Regions from separate parts of the Homo sapiens genome. Here regions 1 and 3 are each linked to region 2. Evidence: read pairs that join two places in POLR2A ChIA-PET (ENCODE). Cell type or tissue: OCI-LY7. All regions are shown on one strand. Each heading gives the region's core, and the rest is flanking DNA. Links, peaks and the distances in the headings are about the cores only.

Region 1 (6,884 bases), core at 753-5,752, 60 kb before region 2:
CAACAAGAGTGAAACTATATATATATTTCCTTCCTACTCTAGTTATTTATATGTGGAATTTTCCAACTATTTCAATGTTAGAATTGTAATGGACATTTGAGATATACTTATATATACATATTTTGTGTATATATGTATATATTTATGATTATTCACTATTAAAAATTTTGGCTGGGCGTGGTGGCTCACGCCTGTAATCCCAACACACTTTGGGAGGCCAAGGAGAGAGAATCTGTTGGGCCCAGGAGTTTGAGACCAGCCTGGGCAATTTAGTGAGACCTTGTCTCTACCCCCAAAATTTTTTTAATTAGCTGGTCGTGGTGGCATGTGCCTGTAGTCCCAGCTACTCAGGAAGCTAAGGTGGGAGGATCACTTGAGCCTGGGAGGTGAAGGCTGCAGTGAGCCAAGATCATGCCACTGCACTCCAACCTGGGCACCAGAGTGAGACCATGTCTCAAAAAACCAAAAAGTGTTTCTTTTCGCTACGCAGTTCACTTTGCCCTGTGTATGTAGAGTAAAAATCAAGTAGGCTAGGTGGTTTAATCAAGGAGTCATTTTACAAAACAGATGGACACTCAGAAGTGCTGCTCCCCCTCTCTGGGGCTAACATCTTATTCCTGCCTTCAGATCTTAACCATCATCATATTGTGTTTGTCAAAATGCTCTCTTTCTGTGTACTACATTAATTCTTCAGACTAGTTCTTTTCTCCCTACCCCTTCCTCTTCCTTCTTCTTGCAGTATATTGGGCTTTCACATTCAAGGGAGATACATAGTATCTTCATTCTGTTGGCCATTGGGTAAAAAATGTGTTTAAAATCTATGTAAGTAGGGATAAAGAAAAGATATGAAGACAAATGGGGATTTACTATCTTGAAATATATGGAAAATACACTCAGATATATTGTAGGGAAAGTAAGTTCAAAGAATTCCTGGATTTGTAGAAATAGCATCTAAATTGTAAAATTTTAGGCAAATGAATCAAAGGTTAAAAGCAATTCTCTTTAACCTTTGTTTGGGTCAGAGACCCATTTGAGAATTTGATTGAAGTTATGGACTTCTTCCATAATAATGCATATCTGCATACATATACAAACTTTTGCCTAAACTTATGGAGGAGGGAAACTAACAGTCCCAAAACATGATAGACTTAGTTAACATAGAATACCTTCTGCTGTAACTACCTAGAAATGTTAAATTTAAATATGAACAATTTAATACCTACCTGAACTCCCCAGCAAGGAACTCACCATGTGCCAAAATGATCAACAAGTTAAAAACTAGTTGTAGTGGTCCTGGAGATGATTTTCAGATTCAGAAATAGTTTCATTGGTTATAAACTTGGGTTTTAAGCTCGATGTGCTGTCATGCACCTGTAGTCCCAGCTACTTGGGAGGCTGAGGTGGAGTTCGAGGCCAGTCTTGGCAACAAATTGTGATCCTGTCTCTAAAACAAAAACAAAAACAGAAAAAACCCTAAACTTGAGTTTTAATGTCTGTGAAGGGAAAAAAGATGAGGTCTTGACCCTGCTCTGCTCCCCTGTTCAAGGTGGGGATAGGTACTGAAACTAAAACCTCTTTATAAAGCCAAGACCCTGGAAGGAATTTTTCTTTTTTTTGTTTTTTTGAGAGTCTTGCTCTGTCTGCCAGACTGGGGTTCTGCAGCCTCTGCCTCTGGGGTTCAAGCGATTCTCGTGCCTCAGCCTCCTGAGTAGCTAGGATTACAGGTACATGCTACCATGCCTGGCTAATTTTTGTATTTTTAGTGGAGACTGAGTTTTGCCATGTTAGTCAGGCTGGTCTTGAACTCCTGGCCTTAAGTGATCTGCCTGCCTTAGCCTCCCAGAGTGTTGGGATTACAGGCGTGAGCCACCACACCTGGCTGGAAGGACTTCTTAACCTTGATAAAAGGAATATAAAATTTTTGTCGTTGATCCAGGTAAAGCACAGAAAGAATCTTGTTTTTACTCAGGGCTCTATGTGATTTTCATTAGAAATAAAATTCCCAAGGTGTTTCACACATTGGTTCAGAGTCTAAAATCACCCTGTCCACTGGATGCAGACATTTCTTTTTCTTTTTGAGATGGAGTTTCGCTCTTTTTGCCCAGGCTGGAGTGTAATGCCACGATCTCGGCTCACTGCACTGCCTCCAGGGTTCAAGTGATTCTCCTGCCTCAGCCTCCCGAGTAGCTGGGATTACAGGTGCCCACCACCACGTCCAGCTAATTTTATATTTTTAGTACAGATGGGGTTTCACCCGTCTCTACTGGAAATCCAATGAGACCTAATTAGCTAGACTTTTCAGGATAGAGTACCAGAGAAAAGAGAGCTACGCACAGAGGGAACTCCAGATGACTGTGTAGGGTCCCTCTTGAGTATTCGGTGAAGTACTAATTAGTGCATCCTTGTGAAGAAACAACCCAAGGCAGTGAAAGAACCACCTGAAAGGATCAGAGAAAACAATATCTGGCAATCATGCACTAACACAGTGCTGTGAATAGTCCCACCAACTAGATTGGAAAACTTCTATGGGGCACAGAACATTGGGTACTCAGAAGGGTCTTGCTTCAGATAGCCTTAGCCCAAATGTTGCAATGGTCACAACTAAAAATTCTTTTTTTTTTTTTTTTTTTTTTTTTTTTTAGTTACGGGGTGGGTCTTGCTGTGTCACCCAGGCTGGAGTGCAGTGGCATGATCATAGCTCATTGCAGCCTCGAACTCCTGGGCCTAAGTGATCCTTCTTTCTCAGCCTCCTGAATAACTGGGACTACAGGTGTGCACCACCATGCCCAGCTAATATTCTCATGTTTTTGTAGAGACAGGGCCTCACTTTGTTGCCTAGGCTGTTTTCAAACTCCTGGCCTCCCAAAGTGCTGGAATTAACAGGCATGAGCCATTGTGCTCTAATTTTTTTTTTTTTTTTTTTGAGACGAGTTCCCACTCTGTTACCCAGGCTGGAGTGCAGTGGCACGATCTTGGCTCACTGCAACCTCAGCCTCCCGGGTTCGAGCAAGCAATTCTCCTGCCCTCAGCCTCTGGAGTAGCTGGGACTACAGGCCGCACCACCATGCCCGGCTTATTTTTGTATTTTTAGTAGAGACGGGGTTTCACCATGTTGACCAGGGTGGTCTCAAACTCCTGACCTCAGGTGATCCACACGCCTCGGCCTCCCAAGGTGCTGGGATTACAGGCGTGAGCCACCGCGCCCAGCTCAAAATTCTTAAAAGCAAGACCTGAAAGGACCAACTTGTTTTTAAGTAATTTAACTGCACCCAAGAGCAAAGCTCAAGAATAGAAATAGAATCAAATAATTAAAAAGGTAAGTGAGAGTACGGTTCATTTTTGAGATGGCAGCACAGGGAGCTCTGTGGACCCAGTCTCTAGCAAACAAGTGTAAGTGGTGAAAACTATTTTTAAAAACCAATCATTCAAGTCTCTGGAAGTTGCTGGGTGTGGTGGTGTACCTGTAGTCTCAGGTACTTGGGAGGCTGAGGCAGGAAGATTGCTTGAGCCCAGGAATTTGAGACTGTAGTGAGCTATGATCATACCACTGCATTCTGGCCTGGGTGACAGCAAAACCCCATCTCTTAAATTACATATATAAAATACATATATTGTGTGTATATATATATATATATATATAAAATATATATATTGTATATATATATAAAATATATAGTATATATATAAAAAATATATATAGTATATATATAAAAATATATAGTGTATATATATACAATATATATAGTATATATATATAATATATAATATAGATATTATATATTTTTTATATATATAAAATTATATATATTGTATATATATATATAAAAATATATAATATATATATAATGTATATATATAAATGGGAAATCCAGAAGGCCACACACATATCCAGAGCTAGACCCATGTTCAGAAAATACACAAAAAGACCCCAAGCTTTTAACTCTAACTGATCTGTAGGCTCTGTATAAGCAGGAAGTAAAGACTAAGGCAGAACTGAAAATAGCCTGGCTAAGTATTTAAGGAGTGCCCCAGTTCAAAGCCAATCTGTAAAGACCAGGAAAATATGTTTTGTTTTGTTTTTGTTTCTAGGTTTTTAAGGAAATCTCTATCAAATTTCTGACCGCTAAGCTAATTGAACAGAGATTTCAATGACCATGCATAACAAAGAATACGGTCTTTACAAAAATACTCTAGAAAACCAAATAAACAACTACAACCCCAAACAAGCAACAACAACAAACCTTGGATAAGGGAAAGAATTTGATTTCTAGTGGCATCACATTATAATATTCAAAACATCCAGTTTTCAACAAAAAAGTTACAAGACATGCAAAGAAACAAGAAAGTAGGGCATTCACAAGGAAATAATATTAATAGTAACTATCCCCAAGGAAGCTGAGACATTGGACTTAATAGACAGTTTAAATCAGCTGTTTTAAATATGCTCAAGGAACTAAAGGAAACCATGGACAAAGAACTAAAGGAAACCAGGAGAACAGTGTTTCACCAAATAGATCATATCAATAAGGAGATAGAAATTAAAAAAGAACCAAATACAAATCCTCAAGCTAAAAATTGCAGTAACTTCTTATAAGACTTACCAATCATACATTGAAATAGTGTTTCTAGTTTCCATCACTTATATTCTCCTGTTCCTTATGACAGACCTTTTAGGTTGACAGAACAGACATTGTTATCCCTATTTTATATAAGAAGGATACAAGGATCAGATAAAGTAAGATTTACTTAAGTTTACCAGATTCTTATGTGGCATAGCTAGAACTAGAGCCTGGGTAGGGCGGCATGGTAGTTAGGAGAACAAGTTCTGGAGTCAAATTGCCTGATTCTGTCTACCACTTACTAATTATATCACTTTGAGCGAGTTACTTAACCTTTTTAAAGCTCCATTTCCTCATCTGTACAGTGGAGATATTTATAGTGTCTGTGTCTTAGGGTCGTTCTGAGTGTTGTTCAGTGTTATATTGAAATAACATATACACTCCTTGGCCAATGCCTAAAAAATAGTAAATGCTTACATATTGGATAATATTATTATTTGGACTATTCTAATTAATGTTTTTCCCCCTACACCATGATGCTTTTATAGTTTTTTGCTTTCACTCATGTAACCTTCTAGGATTGCCTTTGTCTTAATTGATCTTTTTGTTCTCTGAATATAACACGAACTCGTCTTTACCACACCAAAATAGTCACTATAATGCTGGCGTTATAGACTTTAGCACATGTCTAATATATACCTAGATTTTATGTTTTTTAAAAAATTATCTACCAAGCCTTACATAGCGTCTTGCCTACATTGAGTCCTGAAAAAGACAGTTGTTGGGTGAATTATTTCTAGCTGAAATGAAGGCTTTGTGGAAGGGATAGATTTTTATTTTATTGATATATAACATTTTACGTATTTATGGGGTACTTGTCATAAATATGTATAAAATGTGTAATGATCAAGTCAGGGTATTTGGGTTATCTGTCACCTTGATTATCATTTCTGTATATTGGGAACATTTTTAGTCCTCTCTTATAGCTACTTTGAAATACACCAGACATTGTTGCTAACTATAGGCACCCTACTGTGCTACTGAACATTAGAACTTACATCTTCTATCTAACTGTATGTTTGTACCCATAGTCAGCCTCTTTTCATCCCTGAATTATCTGTGGAATTCAATGGATAGAGAGACCTGCTATATGAGCAAAGCTGTGCTAGCCAGAAGCACAGTGTATTTGGCCGTGCACGGTGGCTCACACTCATAATCCCAGCACTTTGGGAGGCTGAGGCGGGCGGATCACCTGAGGTCAGAATTTCGAGACCAGACTGGCCAACATGGTGAAACCCCATCTCTACTAAAATACAAAAATTAGCCGGACATGGTGGCGGGCACCTGTAATCCTAGCTACTCGGTAGGCTGAGGCAGGAGAATTGCTTGAACCTGGGAGGCGGAGGTTGCAGTGAGCCAAATTCATGCCACTGCACTCCAGCCTGGGTGACAGAGCGAGACTCTGTCTCAAAAAAAAAAAAAAAAGAAGCACAGTGTATTCAGGACATGTGTATTAAATTTAAAATGCCCGAACTAAGAGTGGCAGTAGGCATGGAAACCTGAAAAATTTTAGAAACTTTACCTCATTTGTTATAATTAACATGAGCAAGGTACCTAGCACTTGAAGATTTGGGGGTAGGGCATAGTTTCAGAGTTTGAGATAATAGTCTAGTATGTCTGTCATACTTAGGTTTTTAAAAGTAAGGTAACAAAGTTGACTCTGTGTGTGTGTGTGTGTGTGTGTGTGTGTGTGTGTGTGTGTGAAGGCCAGAAATGAAACACTTAACTTGCCATGGGTTTTGCCGATGAGTATGGTCATTATGTTTATGTTATCTGTCACTAGATGGTTGGACTCTACCTCTTCCTATAATTCCTGCTCTATGCCTTTGAAAGAGAGAATAATACTTAAAAACAATTGACAAATGGGTTTGAGTAGCAGAATTTTTGAGGTATAATCTTTTTTAAAAAAATTTTTTTTTGAGATGGGGGTCTCACTATATTGCCCAGGCTGGCTTCAAACTCCTGGGCTCAAACGATCCTCCTGCGTCAGCCTCCTGAGTAGCTGGGACTACAGGCATGCACTACTGTGCCCAGCAAATGGCAGAAATTTTGGATTTGACTTTTTTTTTTTTTTTGAGATGGAGTCTCACTCTGTCACCCAGGCTGGAGTGTGGTGGCGTGATCGCGGCTCACTGCAAGCTCCGCCTTCTGGGTTCACGCCATTCTCCTGCCTCAGCCTCCTGAGTAGCTGGGACTACAGGCGCCCGCCACCACGCCTGGCTAATTTTTTGTATTTTTAGTAGAGATGGGGTTTCACCGTGTTAG
Region 2 (6,884 bases), core at 764-5,763:
TAGAATATCTGGGAAATAACGAAAAGTGTAAAAGAAAATGATCTGCAACCCCCAAATCCACAGTTGCTGTTGATATTTTGTTTTTTTTCCCCTCCACATTCTTTGTGTGTTCCTATGGATATATATTGATAAAATTGGAACCATACCCATAAGTACAGTTTCGTGTCTTGCGTTTTTCACTTCACACCATGAGCGTTTTCCACATCATCAAATTCTCTGTAAAACATGATTTTAATGACTCTATACAAAGTTTTCAAAAGTTAAAAACACGACTCATACAAATGTGGCCAAGATTTATTCAACTCATTAATGAGGTAGCAAACAGGAGAGTAAAGCTGATTCAGGGAGCATTAGAAAGGGGTGATACAAGCATTGGAGAAAGAATGTTGAAATCATGTGGCCCAGGGCAGATGCAGAAATGGTGGATGCCCCATGAAGCAAACCATAATTCTTGGTTATCTTTCTTTTTTAATTTCCTTCCTTCATTCCTTCTTTTCTTTCTTTTTTTTTTTTTCAGAGTCTCTATCTGTTGCCCAGGCTGGCATGCAGTGGCACGATCTGGGCTCACTGCAGTCTCTGCTTCCTGGGTTCAAGCTATTCTCCTGCCTCAGCCTCCTGAGTAGCTGGGCTTATTGGCATGTGCCACCACACCCGGCTAGTTTTTGTATTTTTAGTAGAGACGGGGTTTCACCATGTTGGCCAGGCTAGTCTCAAATTCCTGACCTCAGGTGATCCGCCCGCCTCGGCCTCCTAAAGTGCTAGGATTACAGGCGTGAGCCATTGTGCCTGGCCAGGTTATCTTTTTACTATGCTGAAATCACTTACATCTCTGTCAGACAGAATTCTATAGATATATATAGATTATATAACTTCACAGAGTGTAGCTTTTAATCAATGGTAAATAAAAAGTCAATGGTACATTCCCCTAGATAATGCAGTAATCCATGGGTGAGTCTGTTAAACAATGCTCTGATACAACATTGAGAAGACATCTTGCTTGCTCTTGCCTTATTTCCAAGTTTTGGAGACCTTTTCTTAACATGTACTATGTTCCTCTTTTGGTGAGATTTTAGATTGCTTTCACTATTTTTTTACAATCGTAGATATCATTTAATTCCATTAAATGCTCCATTAAATATTATAGAATTCCTTTTTGTTTAAAATAATATAGACTTATCAGAGCCACCAGGGCAAGAGCGATGCTTGTCTTTTTTTTATTTCTGAGATGGAGTCTTGCTCTGTCACTCAGGCTGGAGTGCACTGGCGCAATCTTGGCCTCCCAGATTCAAGGGATTCTCGTGCCTCAGCCTCCTGAGTAGCTGGGATTACAGGCATGCGCCACCACACCCAGCTAATTTTCATATTTTTAGTAGAGACAGGGTTTCACCTTGTTGGCCAGGCTAGTCTCAAACTCCTGACTTCAGGTGATCCGCCCACCTCGGACCTCCAAAGTGCTGAGATTACAGGTTGTGAGCCACCGTTCCTGTCCTGCAGTATGCTTGTCTTGTTCCTCCATGAATATTAAGCACCTATTCATAGCATAGTACTTGGCACATAGTTAAGTACTCAGAAAATATTTGATAAATATATGAATGCATTGTTTCTAATATTTGCCTGTCTGATGAATTGGTGTTGGTCCAATAAGATTATTTTTAAAATCTATGTTGACTGCAAGTGCATTATATCGGTATTCTGAAGAGAATGTTAATAATTACTCATAATCACCACTCTAACAGAACAACTATGGCCATCTTTTTATCATTCATATTCTGTATGATTGATGTAGTTAGTTTAGACAGAATAGATTTTGGAGTCCTCAGCCCCATTCCCAGGAACACTACGGAGACCAGTCTGTTTAGGTGTCGGGAAATTACCATTTTGTTAAGATAGTCTGCCGCCAGTATTTGAGTTCTGCAGCGCCCTGAACAAATCTCTCCTATAGTTTAAATTCTCTTTCTTGCAAAACAGGACTCCTCCCAGTCTCTAGTAAAAATACAAAAAAATTAGCCGGGTGTGGTGGCGGGTGCCTGTAGTCCCAGCTACTCGGGAGGCTGAGGCAGGAGAATGGCATGAACCCGGAAGGCGGAGCTTGCAGTGAGCCGAGATCACACCACTGCACTCCAGCCTGGGCGACAAAGCGAGACTCCGTCTCAAAAGAAAAAAAAAACAGGACTCCTACTTCCTACTTCCCAGGGTTGCCTTGAGCATGAAGGAGAACTGGTTTGGGAGAGTGATTTGGGAAGTAGAAAGTGGAATACAAATGTAAACTTGCCATTAGGAAGCTCCAATTAATGTAACTTGATGCAGTGATGCTCTGCGGAGTAGGAGGCAATTTCATATTGACTCTTCACAATAAAGCTGTGAGATGGGCAGGTAGCATCTTTGTCTTCATTTTACAGGCAAGAAAACTAAAGCTCCATGGGAGCAGTATTCATGGGCTTGACCTCCAGAATATGCCCAGAATCCCACCGCTTCATTCCTCTCCACTGATGTCATTCTAATCTGAGCCACCATCATCTCTCACCAGGGCTCCAGCATATCTCTAGCCTGGCCTTCCTGCTTCTGCTCTCACTCTCGCCGCTCTGCCTCACCCCACCCCCATTCTCCACCACGCAGGCAGAGTGATCTTTTTTAAACTTAACACAGATCATATTGCTCTGTATTTAAAACACCCAGTGCCTTCCAAGTCTATTTATAAGAAAATCCAGACACTCTCCGTGGTCTCTGCATTATCAGACCCATGGCTGTCTTGCTGACCACATCTCATACCAACTTCCTCTTTCATTTACTAGCTACCCCTACCTTATGCTTGTTCCTTCAACAGGCCAAGTTCACTTCTGCTCAGGCAGGGCCATTGCACTTGCTGTTTCCTCTACCTGGGGCACTCTTCCCCCACGTTTTTGCATGGCTGCCTTCTGGCTCCTCAGGACTCAAATGCCATCTATGCTGATCATCCTGTTTCAAATAGGCACCTCCTGATAGATGTCTCTTTACTCCATGACCCCAACTTATTTTATTCAGGGTACTTAGCACCATGTGAGAACATTTGTTCATTGTCTGTCTCCCACCTTTACAAGTACAGAGACCTTATATGTCCTATTTACCACAATATCACCGACACCTAGAGTGCCTAGTTCCTAGGAAGTGCCAAGAGCCTGAAATCCAGCAAGTCTTCTAATGACCCAGTGCAGGGGCAGCTCACAGAAAGTGCATGTGTGGCTTAGCTGGGGTATAGAGGTCTGGGATTCCAATGGTTTTGCATCTTGTATTGGCAGGAGGAAGTGAGGAAGGCAGCCCCAAGCTGCAGCATGAACTTATCATACCTCAGTGGAAGACTTCAGAAAGCCCCGTGAGAGAAAAGGTAAGACTCAAAAGACCTCATTTACACTGGCAGGAGTTGACAACTGAGGTTTGGGCTACCTACTCAACTTTCTTAGAATCCCAGTCATCACCATTAGTTCTGTTTCTGGCCCACTCTGTCCTCTGGGTGCCCATTTTGGAGATCACAGATGGGACTTTCCTTCCTTGTATGACAAACTTCTAGAACACTTCCCAATGCTATTAGTTGAGGAAATGAAAATTCACATTAATGCTGACACAAGCTAAGTGCAGATGTGTTGGTGTCACAGAAATCACTTAGTCTTGATTGGAATTCATTAAATATTGTCATTGTTATTTTTGCTCTGCATAATACATACTTCATTTTCTTGAAGGAATAATGTACTTGGAGAGAAAAAAGATAATAATATAAACTATAAACTATTTTAATAAGACGCAGCGTAGAGACCTAGTACTGGGGAATGTATCTTAAAATCCAGTAGGCTCCCCTGGCCAGAACACCAGGAAAACACATAGGCTTTATCAAAGAGATTGGGAAGAAAACAAAAAACACTGTCCTGTTCTTGCAGAGAGGACCTGAGCATTTAGGATATTCTTTGTGGTTCTGGTTTTTGTTTTTTGTTTTTTTGTTTTTGTTTTTTTGTTTGTTTGTTTGTTTTGACAGAGTCTCACTCTGTCGCACAGGCTGGAGTGCAGTGACATGATCTCGGCTCACTGTGAGCTCCGCCTGGCAGGTTCAAGCGATTCTCATGCCTTAGCTTCCGGAGTAGCTGAGATTACATGTGTGTGCTGCGAAGCCAGGCTAATTTTTGTATTTTTAGTAGAGATGGGTTTTCACCATGTTGTCCAGGGTGGTCTCGAACTCCTGACCTCAAGTGATCCGCCCACGTAGTCCTCTCAAAGTGTTGGGATTACAGGCGTCAGCCACTGTGGCCCACTGTGGTTTTGGTTTTTCCAGCAAGTGAGACGTGAAAGAGCAAGAAAGGAAGATGCGGTTGTTGTGTGCCAGTAACCAGCTATGTGACCTGCCACTTGCGAAGTGGTAGATTTTCTTCATTTATAAAATAGTGCTTAGAGAGAATAAGGAGAAAAGAAAGCTGGGGAGAGGGGTTTTTTCTAAGATCTCTTTGGGTTAAAATGATTTGTGATTTATTGGGCAACATATAGGAGCAAGATTATAGCAGGAAAGAGATGTGTCAGGAAAGACTTCAGACATTGTGGCTGTTGAATCTGGAAAGATAAATGGAAAGGAGCAATGTCCAGGATCCTTGAAACTCTGGCCAGGATAATACAGACATGTCCAAAAAGGCTCCAACTTGGATTTACCAAGGGAACCTAACAGTGTAAATTTTAGGACAGACCAAGTGCGATGGCTCAAGCCTGTAATCCCAGCACTTTGGGAGGCTGAGGCAGGAGGATCATTTGAGGCCAGGAATTTAAGACCAGCCTGGGGCACCATACTGAGATCCTATCTCTACAAAAAAAAAAAAAAAAAAAAAAGAAAATTAGCTAGACCTAGGGGTGTGTGTCTGTAGTCCCAGCTACTCTGAAGGCTGAGGTGGGACGATCGCCTGAGCCCAGGAGTTTGAGGTTATAGTAAGATATAGTCGCATCAGCATCACTGTCCTCCAGTCTGAGTGACAATGCAAGACCTTGTCTCAAAAAAAAAAAAAAAAAAAAAATCAGGACAAATAAAAGCAAGTAACATTTTGTCCTAAAGGCAGTAAACGCATGGAATTCATTTCATCAAAAAGTAGGAGAGGCTGAAAATAGCTTCAGGAAAAGTCTCGACAAATTAATGGATGGTCATCCTAGAGCAGATTACTTTTAACAATTAAGATCTTGGGTATTGCAACCTATTCATACCCCCTGAGGAATGGACCTGCTACTTTTTATAGAGGCTTCTTTGTTCTCTCCAGATGTGGATGCCGGGCATCCTCAGGAAGGGCCTGAGAACAAAGCAGAGGACCAGATCCTGTCTTTGTTCCCAACCATTGTCTGCCCAGCATATGGGTCATTGTATTCTGTAGGAATAGTCAGCATAGTGCCTGGCACCGTAACTATTTGTTCAATGAACAAATGAATGAATGTTGAAGAGAGAGAGACTAGAGGCTGGATTTCACTTGGGCCTCTCATTCTCATTTATATAATTAATTCACTCATTAAACATTTTTTTCTTCTCTTTTTCTCATCACTGACTTAAAGCTCACATTCATTAAACATTAACTGAATACTTATACTGTATACTAAATATTATACTAGATCTTAGGGGGAATGCAAATATAGGACAGATTTCCAATACCCTATGGAGCTAAAGATCTATTTAATCTAGACTGAAGGGGAAAGAATTTTTAACCCATCCCTAGGAGAGGTATAAATAGTGGGTCAGCTTACTGTACTTCATAGGAGAGGAGAGCTGATGGTGCCTCTTCTTAATACAGAGTGGAGTTTCATCAGAAAAGCTCATCAGTAGAGCCGGACAGAAAAGCTTCATAGATCCTTAAAATGCAGTTTCATTGTTTTGCTTGAAATGCCCCATAGAAAAAGGGAACATCCTTTTTTAAATATCAGTGCCTGAGCACCTTCCAGAATAGAGAGAATTATTTTTGGATCACCCACATAAAAATAAAGATTACTACTCCTGGCGGGGCATGGTGGCTCACGCCCTGTAATCCCAGCACCTTGAGAGGCCGAGATGGGTGGATCACCTGAGGTCAGGAGTTCAAGACCAGCCTGGCCAACATGGAGAAACCCTGTCTACTAAAATTACAAAGATTAGCCAGGCGCAGTGGTGCACACCTGTAATCCCAGCTACTTGGGAGGCTGAGCATGAGAATGGCTTGAACCCTGGAGATGGAGTTTGCAGTGAGCCAAGATTGGGTCACTGCACTGCAGCCTGGGTGACAGAGCGAGACTCTGTTTAAAAAAAAAAAAAAGATTACTATTCCTGCTGCAGCTTGTGTCTCTTTGGGGGAGGGGAAGATAGTGCTTTGATTTGGGGCAGTATTCATTTTCTGTGGGGGCAGTCACATGGTTACCTACCTCTTGGATGAGGGAATTGCTGTAGCTCTGTTGCTGTGTCGTCTTTCTTTCTTTCTTTTTTATTTTTTTTTTTTGTTTAGACGGAGTTTCGCTCTTGTTGCCTAGGCTGGAGTGCAATGGCGTGATCTCAGCTTACCGCAACCTCTGCCTCCTGGGTTCAAGCGATTCTTCTGCCTCAGCCTCCCAAGTAGCTGGGATTACAGGCATGCGCCACCATGCCTGGCTAATTTTGTATTTTTAGTAGAGATGGGGTTTCTCCATGTTGGTCAGGCTGGTCTGGAACTCCTGATCTCCAGGGATCCGCCCACCTTGGCCTCCCAAAGTGTTGGGATTACAGGCGTGAGCCACCGTGCCCGGTCTGTGTGGTCTTTCTTAAATGCCCACTTGGAGCTGGGGTCCCTGATGCTCAGTGTGATTGGGCAGGGCACTGCCTCAAAAACTCCATAAAGTGGCAAAGGATCTGCAACCAGAATAGGTGTTGGCAGAGCTGAATCAGGGCATGA
Region 3 (5,000 bases), core at 1-5,000, 99 kb after region 2:
TCTAATGGTTCTTCTCCAACCCCCACACTCTTGTGGCTAGAAAGGAGATAGGAAGGGAAGGAATAGTAATTATCTCCCTCTCCAGCTGCTCTGGTTTTTTGTATGCCTCTGGCCAAATGTGAGGGGACCAAAGGTACTCCCCATAGCAGGTGGTGTTGGAACAGTCAGGGCATGCTGCTTCCCAGTGTGGGCAGCTCATCAGTGGAGGAGGGGACTCGGTAGCAATCTGGTCAACAGCTAGAATGCACCCCATGCCAAGTCTGCACCTCCAGTTGGCCATTGAGATTCACAGCTGTCCAAGCCTTTAAGGCTGCAACCCAGAAATTACCCCTGAGCTCGTTTCTCCTAAGTTCCCAGATGAGCACCAGAGTCAACACAAAAGTTAGCCCCTAGTATCCAGAGAGCCTGGGACTGCCTTCTGCCAAATCCCAACTTTGCTCCTCATCCTCTTCCCACCTCCCCAGATCATAGGTTGGTTGACTCCTTGAGGAATAGTAAAGTGCGTTCTGCCAAATTCTAGCTTGGCAGCCAGGCCACTTTGAAGCAGTGAATTTGCTGTTCTTCTTTCAGAGTAAGACAAAATGCAACACTGGGTTTGGCCACCAGAGTTTGGCTGTGGCTCTATTATTGTTTTGTTTCCAGTTCTGCGATTACTGCCTTTATGTCTCAGTGACCGACTCCTTAGGATGTAAGTAGAGGGGGAAGGGGTGATGGTGGGATGGACTGGGTGGATGCCGAGGTGCTGACTGCCAGGCTGGAGTGCTCGGGGAATGAGCTGGTTGAAATTTTTCCCTGAGACATCAAGTGGCTTTCACAGTAAGAAGGTCAGCTGAGGTCTTGCTTCTGCCTCCAAAGAGGAAGTGACAAAGGCAACAGGATATTTTACACTGGTTGTGTCCCTGTCAGCTCTGGATAGGGAGGCATGGCCAATTGCTCTGTGGGCCTCTGGGAGCCAGCTCTATGTCATCCTTGGGCTAGAAAACAACAACAACAACAACAACGGAGATTCCGTCTCAGGAGGAGAATTGGTGTGAAGGAACTTCCAATGACCAATATCTTAGAGAAGTCCTTGGACTGTGCTACATTCAGTGGGTCAGACTCCATCTTCTTCCCAACGGCATAGAGATGGCACCGAAAGAATGAATGAGAAGGAAGGTCCAGGGAACCTGCAGGCACTGATGTAAACTTGGGTATTTGGTCACTGAATCTGTTTCCAGGAAGTTCTGCCACCATTGCTATTTGGGTAAAGATTTTTCTCCTGGAAACAGTGATGAGGTATAAATGAACTTCTCAAGAAAAGAGAGCCCATTGGTAACAGTTGCACTGGAAAATAACCAGGTGGTTTTGAAATTGGGAGGGCAGGCTGTACCATCGGACTCATCCTCTCACTCACATATTCCAAGCTTCAGGAATGGATTATAAATACTTTGGGTTTCTCTTCTGGTGATGAGGTGCTGGCAAGTTCTATATTGTCCACAAGGACGTTCTTGTCTTCCAGTCTAATAACAGTGGGTTCCGGGGCGGGAGAAGGGGGTGGGTTTTTGTGCATGTGGGGCAAGCTGGCGCAGCTGATGTCCAGGTCTTTGAAAGCATGCAGCATGAACACGCCCAAGATGATGGTGACAAAGCCCGAGAGGGTGCCTGCAATGTCCACAGCAGACATGCTGTACCACTCCTTGAAGAGGATGATGGACGAGGTAACGACCACCGTGGTGAAGAACACGTAGTAGATGGGGAACACCAGGGAAGTGTTGAAAATGTCCAGTGCTCTGTTGAGGAAGTTGACCTGAGTGCTGAGGGACAGTGCCAGGATGAGGGACAGGATGTAGGGGAGCGGGTGCCGGACAACTGGCAGCCCCTGGAAGAAGTTCTTGATGGTGATGCCCAGCCCCTTGACAGCAGCCACAGAGAAGGCCCCGATCACAGAGCAGATGATGATGTAGATGAGGATATTCCTTTGCCCGTAACGTGGGGCAATGACAAAGATGAGGATGAGGCATGACACCAGCAGAAGCACAGCAAACACGATGAACCCTTTGGGAGGAGAGAGAGAAGGATCACTTGGCTGTGGAGGGTGCAGGCAATGTCTAGGGCCCAGACTCATGGCAGTGGGAGGTAGCATTAAGATCGTGGGCTCTAGAGTCAGACAAACCCGGGTTCCAGTCCCAGCTTCATGACTTCCTAATAACTTGGTTAGGTTTTTAAACCCCCAAAAACTCAGTTTCCCCATTTGTAAAAGAGGACCAACAATAGGATCATCCTCATAAAGCTGTTCTGTGGGATTCAGTGAGATAATGTATATAAAGCATTCATAACAGTGCCTGGCACATAATAAACACTTATTAATGGTACCCATACATATCAGGCCAGGAAGCCTTTAAGCTAGCCTTGCTAACAAGTACCAGCCCATTAACATTTCTTCTTTAGCTTGCCTTCTCCTCTAGGTGGCAGCACCTGAGGTGGTCAGAACCCAACCTGACCTTTTGTGGGGTAGTAGGGGGTGTTCAACCTCCAGTATTTTCCTGCTCTTCAGGGGCTTGGAGTCTACCTGTGTCTTTCATCTTGGAAGCCATCTCCATGATGGTAGTGACCTTCTCTTCCTCAGGAGCATGTATCACCATCACTGTGCTTCCGGCCACACAGATCACACAGCCCAGCTTCCCCAGCAGGTTCAGACTCTCCCTCAGGAAATATGAGGAGAGGATGGCACTGCACGTGGAAATGGGAGAAGGGGATTAGAGCAGCCATGCCTGTCCCAGAGTCCCAAAGAAAATGGGGCCTGAGCAAGCACTCACAGAGAACAACAGATCAGAACTCACTAGTTTCTCACGTGGAAGGTTTTCTTCCAAAAAAACTTACGTTACCATGGGCAAATCATGTGACCTCCCTAAGCCTCATTGTCCCCATCTGCAAAATGGGGATGCTAATAATATCCACGGGAGACATTGTTCTCAGGAACTAAATGAGATAATGCACAGAAAATGCACAGTACAGAGCTGGTACTGAAGAATAAACACAGCTGTCACATATGGAGGGCTTAGTATGTGCTGAACATTCTGAATGTATCCCGCATATTAACTCATTTAATCCTCACAGCATCCCTAGCTGAGGCCAAGAGAGGTTAAGCAACTTGGCCAGGGTCACCAGGTTCTAAGAGGCCAGGCTGGAATTCTAACCCAGGCAGTCTAATTCCAGAGTCAGGGGGCTTAACTGCTATGCCACATTGCCACTGAAATAAACCCTCATCAAATGTCTGATAGTTTTAAAAACAGTTCATACGAAATATCTGTGCTTCCCACTGCCCCCAGTCCTCCTGAGCTGGGGCCAAAAAATGTTTGATATAGAAACTCATTTCTGGGAGTGTTACAATATTTGCTGGAGGAATAGAAATGCAGGTGAATTTCTTCCATTTTAGAGACTGAAAGTATTCCCAAACAGAAGAGTTGGAAGAACACTTCAAAATGCTCTTGTCTAACTGCCTTCCCAATGGACACATCCTCTCTTAGCACTGCCAACAGATGGCTCTCAGCTTTGGCTTATAGATACCTCTGGTGGCAGGGAGCCCACCCCTTCACAAGCCAAATGAGGCCATTGTAGGTTTGCTCTAATCATTTACCAAAAATATGCCTTCTGGTAATTTCTATTTTTTGCTCTATCTCTGCTCCTCGGGTCATTCATAACACACCTATTATTTCATTTGTATAAGCCAGTGTAAACAACCTCAGTGACAATCACAGGTACCATGTCTTAGGCATTTATTACCTACTATGTATGGTGCTAGGAACTTCCCGTCTATCACACTAGCATCTCATAACTCTTTGCAAAGTGAAATATACTATCTCCAGTTGATAAATGAGAAGACTGAATCTCAAAGAAGTTAAAATGACTTGGCAAGGTCAAATGACTAGCAAGTAGTGGAACCAGGAATTGAGCTCGAGTCCTTTCTAATTATAAAGCTCATGGGTTTTCTTCTATGCCTCGTTGAAGAGGATCCTTGTGACTTCCCTGAGTCTTCAATTTCTGGGCAAATTATCTCCAGTTCCTTGCTGCACCGTGGTGACATGATTTCTATTCCCCTCATATCCTCGAGGCGAGCCAGCAGAAGCAAGAGAGGAAGGGAAAAAAAATCACAGGCAAGCCTCGTATAATCACGGGGGCATGCTTCTGTCTCTTCATGAAGGTGGCTTAGTTTAGGGTAAAAACCTATTGGCTATCTCAGGACATTGGCTATTTTTAGCCTTAAAAATCCTGGTTCAAGTTGTCAGGAGAGAGGAGATTGATATCTAAGCTCTCTTGTCTGTCTTCCGTCTTTCCTCTGAAACTACCAAAAATATTTTGGCCGCAATGTCCCATTCAAGAGATTATTCATGCAGGCAGGGGCCACACACTGGAGGATTTTATGGCTCTCCCAACTTCCCCCGGGTAGGAATTTGCAAACTAATCAGATATGCAATTATGGTACCACAGCTACATCAGCTGTGTTAGGCCAGTTATACAGCATGAATCAGGCGAGTTGTACAGCATGAGTTCTATTTGTTTTTTGAGTGTGTAAATGTTGCAAAATTTTCATCAAGATGGTAAAACAAATGATGGGTACTGGGTGTGGTCTGCTACAATTTACCGGCGTTCCAAGGTTACGCCAACAATCAGAGTCTCCTTCAAATAGGGCTCCAGGACCCCCACAGAGGAGCTGGCTCTGTGTTTGTAGCTCAGGGGGACTAGGGGCAGTGGGAAGCACAGACATTTAGTATCAATTATTTTTAAAACTATCAAACATTTGTTGAGTGTTTACTTGAGAGGCAATGTGGCATAGCAATTAAGCCCACTGACTCTGGAATTAAGACTGCCTGGGTTAGAATCCTGGCCTGGCCTCTTAGAAGCTGGTAACTTTGGCCAAGTTGCTTAACCTCTGTTGGGCTCAGCTAGGGATGCTGTGAAAATTAAATGAGTTAATATGCATGATACATTCAGAATGTTCAGCACATACTAAGCCCCTACTA

What was found. Peaks named below come from ENCODE experiments on the same cell type or tissue, not always from the same donor. Only the 100,000 strongest peaks of a DNase experiment are listed, where the experiment ranks them.
Region 1: POLR2A ChIA-PET joins it to region 2 with 14 read pairs; 3 of 35 experiments call an interaction of 5 or more read pairs at or near these places.
Region 3: POLR2A ChIA-PET joins it to region 2 with 17 read pairs; 3 of 35 experiments call an interaction of 5 or more read pairs at or near these places.

Annotation. Positions count from the first base shown.
Region 1 is chr5:157,627,804-157,634,687 of GRCh38, reverse strand. The region is part of intron 4 of SOX30 (SRY-box transcription factor 30); the gene reads left to right. Among named protein-coding and RNA genes, the nearest start is that of SOX30, 21 kb to the left of the region's middle. In OCI-LY7, for the core only: no CTCF peak of the experiment used is centred there; no DNase peak of the experiment used is centred there.
Region 2 is chr5:157,567,372-157,574,255 of GRCh38, reverse strand. It overlaps ADAM19 (ADAM metallopeptidase domain 19), which reads left to right. Exons shown (of 23, transcript NM_033274.5): 2 at 3,276-3,361. Among named protein-coding and RNA genes, the nearest start is that of ADAM19, 5.0 kb to the left of the region's middle. RefSeq lists a silencer at 2,401-2,695 and enhancers at 2,657-2,776, 2,957-3,006. In OCI-LY7, for the core only: no CTCF peak of the experiment used is centred there; DNase peaks (open chromatin) are centred at 2,815 and 3,295; H3K4me3 peaks cover 2,743 bases; H3K27ac peaks cover 3,042 bases.
Region 3 is chr5:157,469,366-157,474,365 of GRCh38, reverse strand. NIPAL4 (NIPA like domain containing 4) reads right to left here. Exons shown (of 6, transcript NM_001099287.2): 5 at 2,549-2,709; 6 at 1-2,034. The coding sequence ends at 1,406. Among named protein-coding and RNA genes, the nearest start is that of NIPAL4, 12 kb to the right of the region's middle. In OCI-LY7, for the core only: CTCF peaks have their summits at 2,255, 2,457 (motif pointing right), 3,506 and 4,880; a DNase peak (open chromatin) is centred at 2,425.